Linked DNA regions of Mus musculus: all the other regions are linked to region 1. The links are chromatin loops, found by intact Hi-C in ENCODE. Cell type or tissue: left cerebral cortex. All regions are shown on one strand.

Region 1 (5,000 bases):
GCACTCAGTCACTCCTCAGGCGAAGACCCCAGTGACTCAAGTCCATGCAACGTGGGGGTGACGGCATCACGGTAGCTCTGCCCCTTCAGCTGCTATGTGGAAACAAAGGCTGGGAAGAACCAGCTCCCGGCCAGCAGCCCAGAAGATTGAGTGGGAGCAAGGCGAGCATCCCGAGACCATGGAGCCTTGAGCAGAGCCCTAGCCGACAGTTAAGAACTGGCAGTGACGTGAACCCTATGACAGAATGACAGAAATCCAGAACCTTAGCTGTGTGTGGTCCGCAGTGGTCAGAACTTGAGTTGGCACACTTCTGGCTGTGGCTGCTGCTGACACTCCTCACAAATTCTGCCACCCTTTCATATGGGTACACAGTCAGGATCTGTCCCTGTGACTCCAGTCATCAACCTCCCTCCCTCTCTCTCTCCTATCCAGGAAACAGAAGTGGAACTGTACAATGAATTCCCTGAACCCATCAAACTGGACAAGAATGACCGGGCCAAGGCCTCCGCAGAAAGCTGCAGTTGTTGAAGGGGCAGTGAGCACAGAGTCCTTCACAGACCAAGAACACACACGTAGGCCTTCAATATGCGTCCCTCCTCCTCCAAACAGACCAGAACGTGAGCTCTCACATCCAGCTGCCAAAAGAAACTCCACCGAACAGTTACCCAACACACACACATACACAAAACACACTCGTGCACACAAAAACACATACACACAACACACACACAGCAAGCAAACTCCAGCCTGTGCCTGTCAGGGCTCCTGGGGCAGCTGCCCGCCTCGTGGGCCCTGTGTATGGCAGGCATATGGCAGAGACCCTGGGTGCTCTGGGGTGCAGTGGGCATGGAAAGCTTACTCTTTTTGTCCACTGGAGAGTGAGAGAACTGTTCACAGTTCATCTGTGTCTAATTATCTGATTTTTTTTTTAACGGTCTTGTGGTCTTTTACCCCTCCCTCCTTGAAGGTCCTGTGGGAAGGCTGGTGCCCAGGCTCCGTTCTGAGCAGGCTGTTTTGTATGTATCTGTTAATGCTTGTTACTTTTAACTAATCAGATCTTTTTACAGTATCCATTTATTATGTAATGCTTCTTAGAAAAGAATCTTATAGTACATGTTAATATATGCAACCAATTAAAATGTATAAATTAGTGTAAGGAATTCCTGGATTGTGTGTTTAAGTCCTCTAACGCAGGCGTGCAAGGTGGAGGGTTGAACCCTGTCTGGATTACAGAGTGTTAGAGACTCAAGTTTGGAAGTCCAGCTAGCGGCAGTATTCTGTACAGTAGACACAAGAATTATGTACGCCTTTTATCACAGACTTAAGAGCCAAAAAGCTTTTCATCTCTCTGAAGGGAAAACTGAACTAGACAGTTCCCTTCTGTGTCTAAATTTTCCAAAAGGTTGATTTGCTTAATATAGTAGTGTATACAATGGATAAATTGCTGTTACTTCAAGAATTAAAATTCTCATTTTCTCCCTTTCTGTTTTTTTTCCTTATATTCAACACTTTATGATGCCCTTTTGTCACTATCCTACTCAAAGAGGAAAGGAGAACCCACCAGACCTGTCCCAGTGACTCTACCTTTGTTCTAGAAGGCGCTCCTTTCAGGGTTGTGGTACCTGTAGGTTAGCAGACCCTCCTCCTTTCCCACCCACCCAAGTGTGGCCCAGCACTAACCCACCGTCTCTTGGGTTGAGCCCTGGCAGTTCTGTCCCTTCCCGAGGTCCTGCCCTGCATCATGGCTTGCTTCCTGGAGCACTTCCCCTTCAGAGGTCTACATTCTAGGGTGTAGGCTGAGTTCTTCTGTAAAGAGACGAACGTGATGCCAATAAAATTTAACAAGAACAAAGAACAGCTGCTGTCTGTCTTTTTCTCTCAAAGATCAAGCTATGTGGGGACATTCTGTATGTTCATGGGACTCTTGGTGCTCAGAGGCAAGGGGGTGATCCCTAGACTACCTACCCTAGTGTGGATCTTTTTCTTAGCCACTGGAAACAAAACCGTGGCCTTTACTCTGGTTATTTTGCTGTTTTCCTTTCTCCCTATCACAAGCCAGATTGATTTGGGCTGTTGAAGACATTTTGAGACAAAATATGGTTGGGTGTGAAGTAGGAAGGCCCTCTCCAGAGCCAGCTCATTGTGCTCAAGCAGCCCATGACAACTTAATGTACACACAAAAAGCATTTTTCTCTAAGACTGAACTGGCAGATTGCAATGAGCAGGAAACTCACTGAGTTCTGGCTGCACCCTAAGTACCTGGCCCCCTCATTTTGCCCAGATGAATCGTACCTACTGAGTCGTGCATTGGGAAGTTTCTAAACTCCAGTTCATCCATGGTCACGAAGGTTCAAACTGACATGGTATCTGTCTCTACCAATGTCTAGACTATACTTTGGCTAGGCCTAGGTGACTAAAAGTCTGTAATACCCTGTGATGTCTTGAGACTGCTGTGGATGCTCTGTGGATGTAAGTGGGTCTGGGTTTCTGCAAGGAAAACATACCAGGGGATCCTGGGGCCATGCCTCCTGACAAAAGGAAAAGGAGACAGTTGAGTTCCTGAAGATCTAATTCTGCCCGGTGTTTGAGGCACAGCTGATCTTAACCTTTCTTGGAATAGATTGCTCTGGGTCAGATTGGCAGCCTCTCTTTCCCAATCTGTCAGCAGAGAGCAGCTAGTGAGGTCTATATCTTACCCATGGCTCAGACCCTATTATGTCCCATTGTTCTCCTTTAATAGACCACACAAGCTCTGGAAAAACCAGAACCAGAAGCCCCATTTGCCTATGTGATGGGTGCTCTGCTCCAGCCTCACATGACCTCACAGCCACAGCTGGCTAAAGAACCTAATGCAGAGAGAGGTGGTGGATAGGCGCCAGCTCATTACCTATTGATACACTAGGGGGCGCCCAAGAGCCAGTATTGATCTGCTTGTTCTGGACCCAAACATCTACCAATGCAGTCACTTGCAGACATATACACCCCCTCCCCCCAAACCTGAGTAGAACCTGGCTGTCCTGGAACTCACTCTGTAGACCAGGCTGGCCTTGAACTCCTGATCTGCCTGCCTCTGCCTCCCAAGTGTTGGGATTAAAGGCATGCGCCACCACTCCCAGCTGGGAAAAATTTTTGACATACTTAGGGAACATAGGAATTCGCCTCTTACGCTTCTTCCAGTAAGAAGCCAGTCTGACCTCTCAAGCCATAAAGCCTGCGCACAGCTGTGCGGTTTGTTAACCAGTGTCCCCTTCTTAGGGACCAAGAGATGTCAGGTGGTAAGGAGAATCTGGGAGAGCCTTTGCTGATTACCCATCTAAAGGACAAAAGATACACTGGAATGTCCTCCAAATCCTGTCTCCCTCTGCAGAACATTCTTAAAACATGGGCATGAACGCACGTTCGTGTGGAATCTGGCACTAAACCATTCGTAGACGACCTGCTTCTGGGTCAGGGTTTCGTACGTAGCAGAGCCGCTCCCTCGCTGTGATCTATTGAAAGTCAGCCCTCGGGGCTGGTGAGATGGCTCAGCGGTTAAGAGCACTGACTGCTCTTCTGAAGGTCCTGAGTTCAAATCCCAGCAACCACATGGTGGTTCACAACCATCCATAACGAAATCTGACACCCTCTTCTGGAGTGTCTGAAGACAGCTATAGTGTACTTACACATAATAAATAAATAAATCTTTAAAAAAAAAAAAAAAAAAAGAAAGTCAGCCCTCGACACAAGGGTTTGTAAGAATAAAGACTATGAAAAAATTTAAAAAATAAAAAAAATTAAAAAATAAAAATAAAAAAATAAAAACATGGGCATGGCTACCTTCTCTAGCTTCCAGAATATTTGCCGCATATGTCCTTTTAAATGCTCTGTGGCCTTAATGAATTCCTTCTTATGAGACCTAACATTCAAGAACAACTCCGAAGTAAACCCCAGCAAGCCGATCCCCTTTTGCCACTAGCTGTTATTGGCACCTGGAAAACCATGTGCGTTGAAGGCTCCTTTCTCTTTTCCCCACCGACTATTTATTGCAAGTGCTGAGGATAGGAACCAGGCCTCATGTGTGTTTAGGCAAGCCTTCCCCCACAGGGCCTCACAGCCAACATGGTGTCTGCTGCAAGGCCAACAGATGCGCACCCCCGACGTGGGGGAGGCCTGGATTAGAGGAAGGAATGTGTGTGGAGAGGACACTTCATGCACACACAGTCTAGCTACGGCTAACCCTGTTCCTGCCACCACAGCCCCTGTGTCAGCGTTCACACAGGAACATTCATACCTCTTGAGAGCTACAAGGAAGGCCAAGATGGCAGACATCGTTGGCATCAGCCGTGATGAGTCCCTCCTTGGAGACAATGCTTTCCATCCTAGTTCACCCAGCAGCTTCTCAATTCCAGACAGCCTACCTTGAACTCAGAGCAATGTTGGCATCCCTTTCTCAGGTCAAAAGAAGACAACTCCAACTTTTGCCTGCAGACTTGGCACAGGAAGCCACAACCAGACTTCCCCCAGGTTGTCCACTTAGCTATTACTCACAGCCCAGCTGAAGTGCCCAAGAGCCAGGACTGACGGAAGGCAGCTCTATCTGGCAGATTCACAGATTCCTAGTGGGGAATCTACCCTCTTCACACCTTCTTCCTTGGGAAGACTATCTGTTCCTTGCTGGGTTTCTTGAGGTGCAGTTCGCAGTCTTTTAGGAATGACGGATTTTCAAGGGAGCAATCTCCTTCCTGCAGGAAAGGTCAGCACACACACCCTCAGAGCCTCTACTCTCCCTTCTGATGGAGGTGGGAGATGGGGTCTCACCATGGGAGTTGTAGTCAGTGGGTCCCCTAGATCAGAAGGGACCCTCAGAGTACTGGGTGGGTCACAGCCACCTTTGAGTTCCTTGCCGAGATTTTTCCATTGGACATATGACCTTGTAGGTCTCCTCAAATCCTGGTAAACCCTCAAGAAATGTAATGGGTGAAGGCTGATGAGAGAGAGTTGATGAATTCATTCTGGCATAA
Region 2 (5,000 bases), 160 kb after region 1:
GGCTTTCATACTTCTGAGATTTATTGATGTCTTTGAAATCTGTATAGTCTTATCTACAAAACCAGCCCATTTTGGTAGATATTTATCTATATGCATATACCAAATTATGTTTAAGGATCAGGTGTAAGTATATGCATAACCACGTGCAAAATATGGACACATTCAAATATATAGGCCTTCTTGTCAGTCTGTGCTTTATAATACTAAGTAGAAAAAAAACATTAATACACTTTGGGCGGGGTGGTATTTACACATACATAGGGGCAAACAGATACATACTCCTGTTAAATAAAACAGATGCATAAACATTTAAGGAAGCCATGGAATGCTTACAGAGGATGTTTTGGACACTACAGACTGTTGAGAACAGAAACCTAAAAAGGAGAGGAAACAGTGGTCTTGAACAGCTACTTCTGAAGGAGGGTGTGTCCTGTATTGATGTCATGTTCATATATCCACCTTCCACTGGCCAGGTTCCTTTCAGAGTTGATTGGAAGGGGCAATCTGAAGGGCAAGTTAAATTAAACTCATCTTGCTGACTCTCTAGACTGTGTGTCTGTTTCTGCTTGACTTCATGCGTTTATCTGAGTAAGTCATCATAACGTTGCAAGATAAAAGCTACAATATGTGCTGTGAAGGGAAACTTAGATTTTGGTGAGACCACGTCTCAGTGATGGTGAGAGGAAGAGCTAGGAGCAAAATCTCTAGTTCCAAATTCAGCAGGTGCGCTTTCTGTGTAGTTCACAATCCAACTGAAAAAAACTGTTCTCTTCCTGATCCTGTGTAACATTTAGGGACCATTGACTTAACACTGCTGCGGCAGCACTTAAATGAACATCACTTTGCAAAAGCCAGTCTTGATGCTCTCCTCTGATAGCCACTGGCAGCAGACAGACAACTAGGCTGTTTTCTGGTTAGAGTGGTGTATGGTGGTGCATACGTTATCGTATCAGGAGTGAGAGAGGGGTCAGAGAGGTTAATAGATATGATCACAGTACATTCTGCACATGTGTATGATTTTAAAAAATAAAAACCAGCCTGGTGATGGCAGCGGCACATGCCTTTAATCCCAAAGATCGGGAGCCAGAGGTGGCCAATCTTTAACTTCAAAGACAGTCTAGTCTACAGAGCAAGTCTCAGGACAGCCAGGGCTACACAGAATATGCTGTCTCAAAAAGCCAGAAACCAACCAATGGTAGGTTTAGATTTTTTACAACCTATTTTTAATGAGGGTTCTTAAATGTTTTAATGTCCCTTCTAGTCCATCATCCATCAGAGGCAGTGGAAAGGAAAGATTAACAGAGCAGAGGAGGATGTGTACCTGTTGAGAAATAGTTCTTTGGAGCAAATCTAATTTTCATTGTCAGGATATCAGCATTTTAGTTTACACAGATCAGCAGTATTAGCTAGATCCATTCACAAATACCATCATGAGTCAGCAATGGCGGGACTGGAAAATACCATTCATGAGTAAGCAGCGGCGAGTTGATCCAGAAGAAACTGCAAGGCTCTGGCAATTGGCCTGAATCTGCAGAAGTGGCAAGAAGCTGCTGGAACATCACCAGAAGTTTTTTTGGTTTGTTTTCCTCTATGAAGTCATGACAAACAATGACTGACAAAGAATGCTAAGGCCTACCAATACCATCCAGCATCACCCACTGTCTGTTGGACTACATTTATATCCTTTCCAAACATCACATGTTCTCTCTAGCGTCTACTCTATCAAAACATCACATTCCCCTTTTCCAGACTGCCTTCAGACAACACCACATGTCTGTTCTTAGCAAAACATCCTCCCATGGGTCTGCTTCAGCAAAAACATCCTCTCATAAGACAGTTTTCAGTAAGACATCACATCACACAACTGAGTTTCCAAAGAAACCAGAAATTTCTATATCGCCAACCAACCTACAAACAAAACAGTAGAAGTGATAAAGATATCCTAGGGCCAGAGGAATTGGCTTAGTGGTTAGGAGCAGGTTCGGTGCCCAGCACCCATGTCAGGCGGCTGACAGTTGCCTGCATTCTAGTTCCACGGAGCTGATGTTCTCTCCTGTCCTCTGCACACACACAGTGCATGCACAGACAAGCAGGCACACACACTGATGGATTAAAACGTACGACTTAAATCAATCACAAGAAAGACAGTTATTCTAAACTTGGTGTTTTCTTCCCTTGTCTCCTTCTAGGCCCGAAATGCAGAAAAAGCCATGTGAGTATCAATTTTCTTGGGGCTGAAAAATTTGACATTTGGCACAGAGCTTGTATGAGATCCCTTTGGTAGGAATCTTTTTAGAAGAGGTTTCTTGTCCCCAGGTGTTAAAGCAACCTTTCTTTGTTTGCTTGTGGTTTTTTTTCCCCCATTAATGTTGTCTGACATCTTCCAGAACTTTCAGTGAGTAAACATTTTTCCTCTTGAAGATGAATTGGAAATGATGGGAAGGGCAACCTGATGTTAATCTTTTAGCTCGTCTTCCTTTTTTTTTTTTTTTTATTTAAAAGATTTATTTATTTATTATATGAAAGTACACTGTAGCTGTCTTCAGATGCACCAGAAGAGGGCGTCAGATCTCATTACGAATGGTTGTGAGCCACCATGTGGTTGCTGGGATTTGAACTCAGGACCTTGGGAAGAACAGTCAGTGCTCTTAGCCGCTGAGCCATCTCTCTAGCCCCTTTTAATACTTCTGTATATTGCTTATCACAGTGTGATAAATAGCAGTTCCCCACAGTCTATATATGCAATGTAAATAAAGTAGATATTTGAGTGCCCAGAAACACAAATGATGTTGGAGGCCTATCCCTTGGAACATACAACTCCTTAACTACTCTGGTTTTTTTATTACCATTTGCATGAATGCTGTTAGCTGTGGTCATGAGCAGATCTACCCCATCCAGGAACTTGAGTGCTAAGAAATCTAATGGGGTCTTTTGTGTGCCTGCAGGACTGCCCTGGCGAGGTTTCGTCAAGCTCAGCTGGAAGAGGGAAAAGTCAAGGTGAGTGAAGCACTCCCTGGGAAGTACCAGGAGCAGATGCAGGCTTCGAGCCGCAGCTCTTCCTGCTGTGTTTGCTGAAGAGTTTGTACACTTGTGCGTCTGCTTAGCCTCTTTTCTGTTGGCATGTGATTATCTGCCTCCCGCTTGCCCCTTATTATTCCAGCTTTAATATTGACTAGAAGAAGGTAGAGAGTGGACCTGGAGAGATTAAATATTTGTATATATTTATTTTAACTATACACAGTTCCTGGAGTAATTATATATCCTAATTATATAGCTTCCTAAGAGATTGTACAGTGATGGTTAGGAATTGAATATCCTCTAGCACTGTGACTTCAAGTATATTTAGAGCATTAAATATTTAAGGTTTCAAGGCTGAATCGGTTGTGGATGTCACATAGGTGTGTACAGAGCCCAGTTACCATGTGTGTTACTCTCACCCTCCTTAGGAACGGAGACCCTTCCTTGCTTCTGAATGTACTGAGTTGCCGAAAGCGGAGAAGTGGAGACGGCAGGTATGTTCAGTAGAAATAATGGCTCTGCTTGCTTCTTTTTACCTCATCAATGATTATTAACCAAATTTTTTTTTTTTTTTGAGACTGGGTCTCTTTTTGTATTCCTGGCTAATAGCTGTGTATACCAGGCTAGTCTCTAATTCACAGATCTGCCTGCCTCTGCCTCCCTAGTTCTAGGATTAAAAGCTGTTTTGTTTTTTGTTATTGTTGGTTTTTGTTTTTGTTTGTTTTTGTTTTTGTTTTTTTCGAGACAGGGTTTCTCTGTACAGCCCTGGCTGTCCTGGAACTCACTTTGTAGACTAGGCTGGCCTCGAACTCAGAAATCCGCCTGCCTCTGCCTGCTGAGTGCTGGGATTAAAGGCGTGCGCCACCATGCCGGCTGTTTTGGTTTTTTGAGACAGGGTTTCTCTGTGTAGCCTTGGCTGTCCTAGAACTCTCTGTAAACCAGGCTGACCTCGAACTCACAGAAATTGCTTGCCTCTGCCTCCCAAGTGTGCACTACCACTGCCCAGTGCTGTTTTTTAAGACATAGTCTCACTTTGTATCTTGGCTGGCCTGGAATTCATTGCATAGGCCAAACTGTGTGTGAACCCACAGAGATCTTCCTTCCTCCGCCTCCCCAGTGGTAGAATTAAAGGTGTGCGCTGCCACACCTATAGCCTTTTTTTTGCGTGTGAATTACCGGTTTCTTGTACTTTCAGATATGTTCAAAAATGATGAGATGTGCCTGTTGCTTTCCACAGATCATTGGCGAGATCTCAAAAAAGGTTGCTCAGATTCAGAATGGTAAGCTGCCTGCCTGCTAAAGCGTCCTAGAGCCCAGTCAGATGTGGGGCCGGTGTGAACGCTGCTAAAGTGTCCTAGAGCCCAGTCAGATGTGGGGACCGGTGTGAACGCCGGCCAGGTGTGGTGCGTGCGATCCCAGGGTCAGGAAGTGCAGGCAGGAGCTCAGGGCAGCCCTCACGGCCACACAGCACGCTGGAGGCTAAGACCAGCAAACGAGTAAACACAGTTTTGTCAAGTTTGACCTCGTTGGCATTTATAGAATGCAGCACCTAATGGCATTTCATTTAACTTTATTATGTTTTTTCATTATTTAGAACAATTTTAAATTTAAATATATTTTGATCATATTCTTCCCCTCCTTCAAGTCCTTCTAGACCCTCTCCCCCTCCCTACCCAACATTTTTTTTTTAAAGATTTATTTATTATATGTAAGTACACTGTAGCTGTCTTCAGACACTCCAGAAGAGGGTGTCAGATCTTGTTATAGATGGTTGTGAGCCACCATGTGGTTGCTGGGATTTGAACTCTGGACCTTTGGAAGAGCAGTCGGGTGCTTTTACCCACTGAGCCATCTCACCAGCCCCCAACATTTTTTTTTTTTTTTTTTAAAGATATGTTTTTTTTTTTAAGATTTATTTATTTATTATATGTAAGTACACTGTAGCTGTCTTCAGACACTCCAGAAGAGGGCGTCAGATCTTG
Region 3 (5,000 bases), 160 kb after region 1:
ACATCTGCTACCGCTGTGGTGAGTCTGGTCATCTTGCCAAGGATTGTGATCTGCAGGAGGATGGTAAGTATTTAACACTTGATACTCTTGGGAGAGGTGAGTGTGTACTTACACACAGCTTTGGAAGGGTTTGTAGCATGTGGTTTAAATATACTACTTTATAAAGGTTTTATAGTCTTGGTCTGCTTCTTTTCCTTATTGTTGAAGCCTGCTATAACTGCGGTAGAGGTGGCCACATTGCCAAGGACTGCAAGGAGCCCAAGAGAGAGCGAGAGCAATGCTGCTACAATTGTGGCAAGCCAGGCCATCTGGCTCGTGACTGTGACCACGCGGATGAGCAGAAGTGCTATTCTTGTGGTGAATTTGGACATATTCAAAAAGACTGCACCAAGGTGAAGTGCTATAGGTGAGTCATGAAGTGGTACTGAAAACGTGGAGATTTTTGTGCAGGTAGTGTCTGTTGAACGGCTTGTGACTTGATCTCCTTTGTGGGGTAGATTCAGGCTTAGTGGCAAACAGATGGCTTTACTTTCTGAGCAGTCTTGTCTTTCCCTCTTTTGAGATGAGTTTACTATGTAGCCCTAATTGGCCCCTCAATTTGAGGCAGTTTACCACTCCTAGTAAAGAAACCCTGCTCCTGGTTCTCCTTTTGTGGTGCTAGGTTATTGGACCTAGGACCTCAAACCTGGTAGGCAGACACTGCCACAGAACCAAGATAAAGTGTACAGTTTGGAGTAGTAAGGTCTCAGTGAGTGTGAAAGAAATTGTGCAAGTCTGTATGTATCCCGTAGAGAAGGATGAAACAAAAACCTGTCATATATGGGAAGTCAAGAGTATAGCTATATAAACACTATGGCTTGTGTGTGGTGTAGTTACTAAGTGCTATTGGAGCATATAAATGAAACCTTAGGGATTCATTTACAAATAACATCATCTTTGCTGATGTTTTGGGCTTGGAACTAGTTAATCTCTTATGACAAGGTTTTTGAGAACCTAGTTTTTACTCTTCTCTGTTCTTGGTTAGAAGATAAAGATGTAGACTCTTAGCTGGGTACGATGATTTAACTCCTGTAGTCACAGCACAGAGCTAGAAGGTTGTGTTTACGGCTTGCGTTGACTTTTATATGAGACTGTTTTCAAAAGTAAAGCCCTTTTAAAGAAGGAAGAAAACAATTGCGTGCACTGTAAGGGATTTAAAAACAACCTGGGCAGTAATGTCTCATAAAAGAGAAATAGTCTTACAAAGAAAAATATACTTATTTGTGTTCATAAGTTTTTTTTTTTCTTTTTCTGTATTGACCATTGATTTGAGAACGGTGTTATTTGTTCTGAGAAGCAATGTCAAAACTATGTAATTTTTTTTTTTTTCAGGTGTGGTGAAACTGGTCATGTAGCCATCAATTGCAGCAAGACAAGTGAAGTCAACTGTTACCGCTGTGGCGAGTCAGGGCATCTTGCACGGGAATGCACAATTGAGGCTACAGCCTAATTATTTTCCTTTGTCGCCCCTCCTTTTTCTGATTGATGGTTGTATTATTTTCTCTGAATCCTCTTCACTGGCCAAAGGTTGGCAGATAGAGGCTGTTCCCAGGCCAGTGAGCTTTACTTGCAGTGTAAAAGGAGGAAAGGGGTGGAAAAAACCGAATTTCTGCATTTAACTACAAAAAAAGTTTATGTTTAGTTTGGTAGAGGTGTTATGTATAATGCTTTGTTAAAGAACCCCCTTTCCGTGCCACTGGTGAATAGGGATTAATGAATGGGAAGAGTTCAGTCAGACCAGTAAGCCCTTCTGGGTTTGAGTGTGTTCCCATGTAGGAGGTAAAACCAATTCTGGAAGCATCTAAGCTTCCATAAATAACTTTAATTCTTAGCATAATGACGGCCTTGGATTGTCTGACCTCAGTAGCTATTAAATAACATCGAGTAACATCTGCATCAGGCCCTCAGAATATACAGTTGAGTTGGGAGTAAACTGAAAAGACAAATGTGTTGAAGGCTATGCCAGGGAATCTGGCTCAAAGCCTAACACAGAAGCAGCTTCATCCCAGTGACGATGCTGGACGTACAGATGGTGATGGCAAAGGTGTAGAACACATTTTTTCAAAGACTAAATCTAAAACCCAGAGTAAACATCCGATGCTCAGAGTTAGCATAATTTGGAGCTATTCAGGAATTGCAGAGAAATGCATTTTCACAGAAATCAAGATGTTATTTTTGTATACTATATCACTTAGACAACTGTGTTTCATTTGCTGTAATCAGTTTTTAAAAGTCAGATGGAAAAAGCAACTGAAGTCCTAGAAAATAGAAAATGTAATTTTAAACTATTCCAATAAAGCTGGAGGAGGAAGGGGAGTTTTGACTAAAGTTCCTTTTGTTTGTTTTAAATTTTCATCAATGTATATAGAACAAAATACCATATTAAAGAGGGGAATGTGGAGGACTGAAAGATGACAGTTTGGACTTTTCTTTCTATGCTAAGTAATGTCTTCAGTAAGGAAAAGCTGGTGATAGAAGAACGCACTGTTTTATTAATTTGTAGAGCTACGAAGAGTTCTATGGATCTTCTGTTGGCTGTTGCCACATAAGCTTGGTGGCTTGAGTTTTTAGTTCCAGAATCTATGTAGAGATGGAAAAAAGGAACTGAATCCACAGTTGTGCTTAGACACATGAACAAAAGAACATTCTTAGCATAATGATGGCCTTGGATTGTCACTTATTCTTAGTTCATGCAGAGTGATCTGTCTGCACTTGAGAGGCAGAGGCAGGTGGAGTTTTGAGGCTAGCCAGTTTTGAAAAACTGCATGGGGGTGGTTGTGTGTGCCCTTAATTTCAAAACTCAGCAAGTGAGGTATGTGAGGTAATCTTGCTCTAAAGTTCCAGGCAGAGCCAACATAGTAAAACCCTTTTCTCAAAAAAAAAAAAAACAAAAAACAAAAAACAAAAAAACTGGGTAAGGAGACTGTTAAGCAGATAACAGAACTTGCTCCTCTTGTATAGGACCTGCCTGTGGGGTCCTGGCTCCAGCACCAAGACTAATGTCAATCACCTGTAACAACATTTCTAACGGATCTACTGCCCTCTTCTGGTCTCCTTGGCACCAGGCACATAGTGGTATTTGTATATGCATGCAGCCAAAACATTGGAAGTAAAAAACAACAAAAAAAACCTATGTTATGCTACATAGCCTAACTGCTCTGCCTCCCCCCCCCCAGCAAAGGGGGTAGAAGTTTAAGGTTTTCTTGGACTACAAAGCAAGACCCTGTCTTAAAATGAAAAGATGGGAAACGAGAGGTGAGATGGCTCAGAAGGGAAAGACGAGGATGGCTTGAGTTTGATTCCTGAAAGAACTGATCACTCTTAAGTTGTTCCTCTGGTTACTAGTGGGCATCTTGGAAGACTGTGTTTTAATTTGGGGGGTGGGGGAGGTTTGATTTTTCGAGACAGGGTTTCTCTGTGTAGCTCTGGCTGTCCTGGAACTCACTTTGTAGACCAGGCTGGCCTCTAACTCAGAAATCCGCCTGCCTCTGCCACCCCCACCCCCAGCGCTGGGATTAAAGGCGTGAGCCACCACCACCTGGCCCGTGTTTTAATGTTTTTAGTGCATAGATTCTGGATAGAGAAAAGAAACAGTATTTGAGGTCCATAGAAAGGTACAGGAGGGCTGGTGAGTTGACTTGGTGATTAAGAGCACTGAATGCTCTTCCGAGGGTCCCGTATTCAAATCCCAGCAACCACATGGTGACTCAACCACCAGTAGTGAGATCTGACGCCATCTGGTGTGTCAGAAGACAGTTACAGTGTATGTATAGTAATAAATCTTTGGGCCGGAGCAAGCAGGGACTGAGCAAGAGATCCTACAGTTCAATTCTCAACAAACATGAAGGCTCACAACTATCTGTACAGCTACAGTGAACTCATAAAATAAATCTCAAAAAAAAAAAAGATGCAGGTGACATTGACAAAAGCATATTTTGAGGAATATTTTTAACTTGGAAATGTTCTTTTTTTTTTTTTTTCTCTCTTTCAACCAACTCAGTCTACTACATTTTTCTATCCTGGCATAGATGACAAAACAAGGCTTTTCTAATGAAGTGATTGAATTGACAAATAGATCGTGTTGTCTCATTGAGGATTCTTAAATGTTTTACTTTTTTAAAAATTCTGTGCATATGGGTGTGAATGTGGAGGTCAGAGAACAGTTTGTAGGAGGCGTTTCTCTTACGTGTAAATTCCAACATCAAACTAAGGTCATCAGACTTGCTAGTAAACACTCCCCTCATTTGAACTGTGAGCTGGGTGTAGTGGAATACACCTGTAGTTGCAACATTGGGAGGTTGAAACAGTATTAACATAGAGTTCCACATCAGCCTAAGATGGATAACAAGACCTTAAAAAAAAAAAAAAAACCCAAAACCTAAAAGCTTTGTGGGTTTTTATCCAAGGTGTGGCTGCACACCTGTAATGCCAACACCCGGCAATCAGGAAGATCAGAGTTTAAGGCACCATTTTCAGCTACAAGGCAAGTTCCAAGCCAGCCTGGGCTACTTGAGATCCTGGATGAAAATAAGTCTTAGAAGTCGGGTATCAAGACACATGTCTTTAGCTTGAGGCTAACCTGAGCTACACAGGCCAGCAGAACAACCTAGTGACACCCCCCCCATGTCTTAATGTGAAGAATGACCATTGTTTGGAATAAAATATTTTAAGACAATGGCCAAAACCATTCAAATTCAAAAATTCCTCTCCTTAAATTTAGAGAGAATTGGCCTGGGCCTGGCAGTGGGCTCTCGACTGCTCATGATACTGCCAGTTCTCAGCCTAAGCTGGTGGTTCCTGATTAGGGTCATCTCTCAGAATAAGGAAGGGGGTGGGAAATGGAGAGGGCTGGGGTTTGTTTTTAATGTGCTAGGCATTTAACCTAGTGTTCTTTCATTTCATGGGAAGTAGAGGAATGCTCATCTCTGACTTCATTTCCATTGGCTCCCCCTCCCCCCAGC
Region 4 (5,000 bases), 110 kb after region 1:
AGCACAGGCAACAAATGAGAGCCGGAAACTTAAGAGGACCCAGGCCTAGACTGTTGGTTCCAATCACAGAGCTGTCAAAAGCGTAAGGGTACATCTCCATTTACACAACCTCCCCTGTATTCCCTGCCAAGTTCATCTTGTTACCTGGTTTATGAGATAAAGGATCTTGGTGAGGATGTGAGCACATTTCCGGGGATTGATGGGAGTTTCGTTAAAGACCCGAGCCTGTGAAGAAGCAACCATTACCTCTAGCCTAGTACACTTTTCTACCACAGCTGCCCCTCAGTTCATGAAGGGCCTAGAGAACCATAGGGTACGTATTAACTCAGTCCACATAAATGTATTCTCAAGTGGGAAGAGTTTATTTATTTATTTAAGATTTTATTTAAGTATACGAGTACACTGTCGCTGTCTTAGACACACCAGAAGAGGACATCAGATCCTATTACAGATGGTTGTGAGCCACCATGTGGTTGCTGGGAATTGAACTCAGGACCTCTGGAAGAATAAGCAGCCAGTGCTCTTAACCGCTGAGCCATCTGTCCAGCTCCCAAGAGTTTATTTTTCTTAATTTATCTACTAACCATACCAGAAGTCTTCCCTTGGGCTGCCCTAATACTAGCCACACTAGCAAATACAATGAATAAAGTCCCATCTTCCTGGACCCAGGCTTTATAAACCAGCACTCCATGTATGTTAGTATCTGACAGCAGGGCTGGCAGGTATTCCTGACCAGACACAGGCATGGTGGCACTTGCCTCTTGGAGTACGGCACTCTTCTCCAGGTGCTGGAGGGGGTTGGAGCCTCCACCTGCAGTGCACAGAGAAGACTGATTACGGTTGTGATCTTGAATGAACTGCTTTTCTCCTTTTTCCTGTGCTGACACAGACTCTCATGTATCGCATGCTAGCCTTTAACTCAAAATGTAGCAGAGGTCGGCTCTTGTGCATCTGATCTTCCCGCCTCGGCCTCCTGGTTTACATGGTACTGTGGATCATACACAGGGCTTCACCCAAGCTAAGCAAGCACTCTATCAACTGAGTTACAGCCCCGAACTGTGACCCTAAACCTGCCAAACACGAGGAAGAGAGAAGGAAGTCTCTATCATCTACCAGAGGCCGTCAAGGCTCTCTCACAGTCACCTAAGCATTCTTTCTGAGCATTTTAGGGTTCAATAATTGGCACTGATCTATGCAACCAGAACTTAAATGAATCTATGTGTCGGAGACAACCAACACTAACTAACCTGTGACTGAGTTTCCCTGACAGCAGATATTACATTAAAAAATTATGCATGCGATTATCTGGTTACTGTCTGGGCTCTCCATCCTAACATTCCTATTGCAGGCATCTAGTATCGAACTTGCTTTAGCTACTGTAATATTATGATCAGTGAGGTGCCTGATGTTCAGTAATTGTAGTTTATTGAATGAATGAAACGGTCAGGGTTATTAACTGTAGGACTGGTTACACCCAGATAGGCAAAGAATTATCGCAGCAAATACCAAGAGGTCGGGTGAAATGCAAGGTAACATCCAGCCTGGGAACCTCCTCTGACAAGATGGGGAAACTGAGGCCCAGAGAGGAGTGTTACCCGCACAAGGTCACGCAGAAATCCTGGCCAGAGCTGGAGAGGGCAAACAGCACGTTTCCTCCGAGAACAGATATAGATGGACCTGCGCACAAGCCCCTGCCCCTCTTGGGCCTCGGATCTGGCTCTGACAGAGGCCCGGAAGAAGGAAGCCAAGGAAGGTCCCATGAACCCCTACGAGGATCTGACCTCCCCAGGTCTTTCAAGGGGCCCTCACCAGACTCCTCGTCCTTCTTGTCGAATTTCTTCAACATGGTGTCAGCGGTAGCTCCACGCAGCAGGAAGATGCTCAGAGTAGCGGTGAGAACAGCTTCTCCCTGCGGCTTCCGTACTCCCGCCCGCCACGTCGCCCTGAGCACTGCACTATGGACTGCGCCTGCGCACTCTGTTGTCTGCGCCTGCGCACAACTGCGCCCACCTTTTTCATTGCCTGTCCGGAGATTGCCAAAACCTAGGTGGAAGAGGGCGGAAGGGGAGGGGTGAGACCCAGGAAAGTGGGCGTGGCTAGACACTGGAGGCGGAGCCTAGACCTGCGGTTGCGGGTGCTCCGCTTCTGCGCCCCCTTGTGGTCCTGTGGCTGCTGTGTTTGCAGTTACCCCTGGCTGAATTTAAAGGGCATTCTGATGGGAGGGTTGCATGCAGCACGCTGACCCCATACATGTTCCCTGCTACTCTTTATTGTCATTTTCCGGAAGTAAGTCTCACTAATAGGTTATTTTTCCGCCACCGGTAAAATGAGCCAATTCAAGTCAGGTTAGAATATTTTAAGGGCAAATTTATTGGGAAGCTGCTCTCAAACAAGTTCACTGGCCCCAAGGATTGAGGCCAGAGGAGTCACCATGACAGAGATGGTGGTGAGAGGGAAAAGGGCATCTGTTGCTAGCCAAGGAACCGATTCCATCCGAGTCTAGCTTTGTAAGGCAATGAATAGAGTTATGTACATTTGTGCTTTAACATTGAGATATAACTGGACATAGCGAGTAATTTCAACACTCATGAGGCAGAGAAAGGAGGATGAGAAGTTCAAGGCCATCCCCCTGCACCAGACCTACATGACTTCCACCTCAAAAAATAGAGCCAATGAGATGGCTCAGCCGCTAAGTTAAGGTGCTTGCTGCCAAGTCTGAGGGCCAGGTTCAGTTGTGAAAATTATTAAATGAGTCTTTTCTACCAAATACTATAAAACTTGTGGTTTGACAAGGAATTCAAATATTGTTGCTGACAAATTGGCCCACAGAGAAGATGAGTATTAGGCAAGGGGAGAGGGTGAGGCAAGCCAAGCCAGATAGTTAGGGGAATTTAGCAGCTCTGACTTGATAGCAATCAGGCCATTTCTGTAACTCTGACTTACTTATTAGAGATCAGGCCATTTCTGTTGCTCTGACTGACTAGCAACCAAGAGCGTCTTTATTTACACAAGTTTCACAGAACAAAGACAAGCTAATGATTATCCAGTAGTACAAAATATGTCTGACTTATCATTACATAACCAGGGTTAAAAGCTCAGTTACAAATAGAAAATATAAACAACAGATTTTATTCTTATTATCTGCCCTATAACACCAATTTAAAGAATCTAAAGACTGTCTCCTCCAAAACAAACACACTTACTATGTGGCAGGCTGCTTGTAGGCTGGCAGTGTTTGCAGTTTTAAAGCACTCCAGACAAACAGGAAATATCTGAATTGGTCTTTTTATGAGCTGCAAAGATGACTATCTAACTTCATTATATGTTTTATCATGTAAAACATGATTAAACATGATAAACATAGTAGAAAATGTTTATTTTAGTCAATATAAATTGTTTACTGAGTTTATTCCTCCAGGGGTATGCCCTGTATGACTCCCTGTCTTTAAACTCCATTTTCAGAGAGCTTTAAGCCTATAATAAAAAAGAGACATTGAATCTGTAATCTATTTTGGACAGAGTTCATCAATTGTCTGTTTGCCCTCCATCAGTTATCCTTCGTGAGTTTGCTCAGGGGCCGATACCCCAAGCCGATTCCTGGAGTAATGGCCTCATGGAGCTATGTGCTTATCTGTGGTTAATGATCTCCAGGGCATAAGGAAGACTTCCAAATAAAGTTAATTTTAGGATTTTTCTTAAAGACTCAGACATAATTCATAATTTTCCCCAGGAAAAGACATAAACTGAATCATAACACATACAGTCCCCAAGAATGCAACATGCAGGGAACAAAACCAAAAGTTAGAGTTAGAAGAGCATCGATTGCAGCAGTTGGCTCGCTCGGCTTTGCTGGAACTGTGTGAGGTAGCCAGTGAGCATGGCTGTACCACCTAGCAATGCTTCATAGTACTTTTTTCTCTTTTTTCCAAGACAGGGTTTCTCTGTGTAGCCCTGGCTATCCTAGAACTCACTCTGTAGACCTCAAACTCAGAAATCCACCTGCCTCTGCCTCTGCCTCTGCCTCTGCCTCTGCCTCTGCCTCTGCCTCTGCCTCTGCCTCTGCCTCTGCCTCTGCCTCTGCCTCTGCCTCTGCCTCTGCCTCTGCCTCTGCCTCTGCCTCTGCCTCTGCCTCTGCCTCTGCCTCCCAAGTGCTGGGACTAAAGGTGTGCGCCACCACTTCCTGGCTCGTATTACTTAATATTATAGACTATACAGATGAAACCAGAGAGTTGGCTGCTGATTCCATTCTTATAAAAACAGCCATTTGGTGCATTAGTCAGGGTTTTAGGTTTTTAAAATGTATTTTTGCCCTGAAGTGAGTGTTAATTTGATGGGAACTCTGCTTTTAAAAAATCACTACTTAAAGCCGAGCATGGTGGTAGATGCCTTTAATTCCAGCACTTGGAAGGCAGAGGCAGGCAGATCTCTGTGAGTTCAAGGCCAGCCTGGTCTACACAGTGAGTTCTAGATCAACCAGGGCTACACAGAGAAACCCTGTCTCAAACAAAAACAAAAGTTCTAATAAAGTTTACTCTTGATAAAGAAATTTTTTAAGATTTATTTATTTGTTTGTTTGTTTATTATATATGAGTATATTGTTGCTCTCTTCAGACACACCAGAAGAGGGCATCAGATCCCAGATGGTTGTGAGCCATCATGTGGTTACTGGGAATTGAACTCAGAACCCCTGGAAGAGCAGCCGGTACTCTTAACTGCTGAGCCATGTCTACAGCTCAAAAAAGAAGTTTTAAGGAAGGAAATAGAAGACTATCTGTCTTCTTTCCTTGAGAGCATTTGGTGTCATCTTGAAGAATCATTGCTTAAGCCAAGATCATTTTCATCTCTGTTCTCTTCAGAGAGTCAGACTTTTGATTCTTATATCTAGTACTTTCATCCATTTTGATTAGTTTTTTTTTTAACATCTTTTGTGGCTAAGTAGGCCATAATACTAATTTTTTCAAAGATTTATTTTATTTTTTAATGTATGTGAGTACACTTTT

The links. Peaks named below come from ENCODE experiments on the same cell type or tissue, not always from the same donor. Only the 100,000 strongest peaks of a DNase experiment are listed, where the experiment ranks them.
Region 2: it touches region 1 in a loop (2.3-fold over the local background); 4 of 42 quality-filtered maps call a loop at or near these places.
Region 3: it touches region 1 in a loop (2.1-fold over the local background); 4 of 42 quality-filtered maps call a loop at or near these places.
Region 4: a loop joins it to region 1, with 3 times the contacts of the local background. A loop is called at or near these places in 8 of 42 quality-filtered maps.

What each region holds. Positions count from the first base shown.
Region 1 is chr6:87,995,963-88,000,962 of GRCm38, reverse strand. Rab7 (RAB7, member RAS oncogene family) reads left to right here. Exons shown (of 6, transcript NM_009005.3): 6 at 433-1,857. The coding sequence ends at 528. Among named protein-coding and RNA genes, the nearest start is that of Gm34872, 6.5 kb to the left of the region's middle. In left cerebral cortex, a CTCF peak has its summit at 2,896 (motif pointing right); DNase peaks (open chromatin) are centred at 2,903 and 4,147; H3K27ac peaks cover 849 bases.
Region 2 is chr6:87,832,940-87,837,939 of GRCm38, reverse strand. Isy1 (ISY1 splicing factor homolog) reads left to right here. Exons shown (of 11, transcript NM_133934.4): 2 at 2,190-2,212; 3 at 2,946-2,997; 4 at 3,447-3,512; 5 at 4,256-4,298. Among named protein-coding and RNA genes, the nearest start is that of Isy1, 3.3 kb to the left of the region's middle. In left cerebral cortex, a CTCF peak has its summit at 2,518 (motif pointing right); no DNase peak of the experiment used is centred here; H3K4me3 peaks cover 176 bases.
Region 3 is chr6:87,840,528-87,845,527 of GRCm38, reverse strand. Cnbp (cellular nucleic acid binding protein) reads left to right here. Exons shown (of 5, transcript NM_001347325.1): 3 at 1-63; 4 at 208-406; 5 at 1,372-2,913. The coding sequence ends at 1,489. Among named protein-coding and RNA genes, the nearest start is that of Isy1, 4.3 kb to the right of the region's middle. In left cerebral cortex, a CTCF peak has its summit at 3,087 (motif pointing left); DNase peaks (open chromatin) are centred at 294, 2,034, 3,085 and 3,598.
Region 4 is chr6:87,884,882-87,889,881 of GRCm38, reverse strand. Copg1 (coatomer protein complex, subunit gamma 1) reads right to left here and starts at 1,942. Exons shown (of 24, transcript NM_017477.2): 1 at 1,810-1,942; 2 at 759-811; 3 at 145-225. The coding sequence starts at 1,846. In left cerebral cortex, a CTCF peak has its summit at 2,175 (motif pointing left); a DNase peak (open chromatin) is centred at 2,038; H3K4me3 peaks cover 1,366 bases; H3K27ac peaks cover 1,134 bases.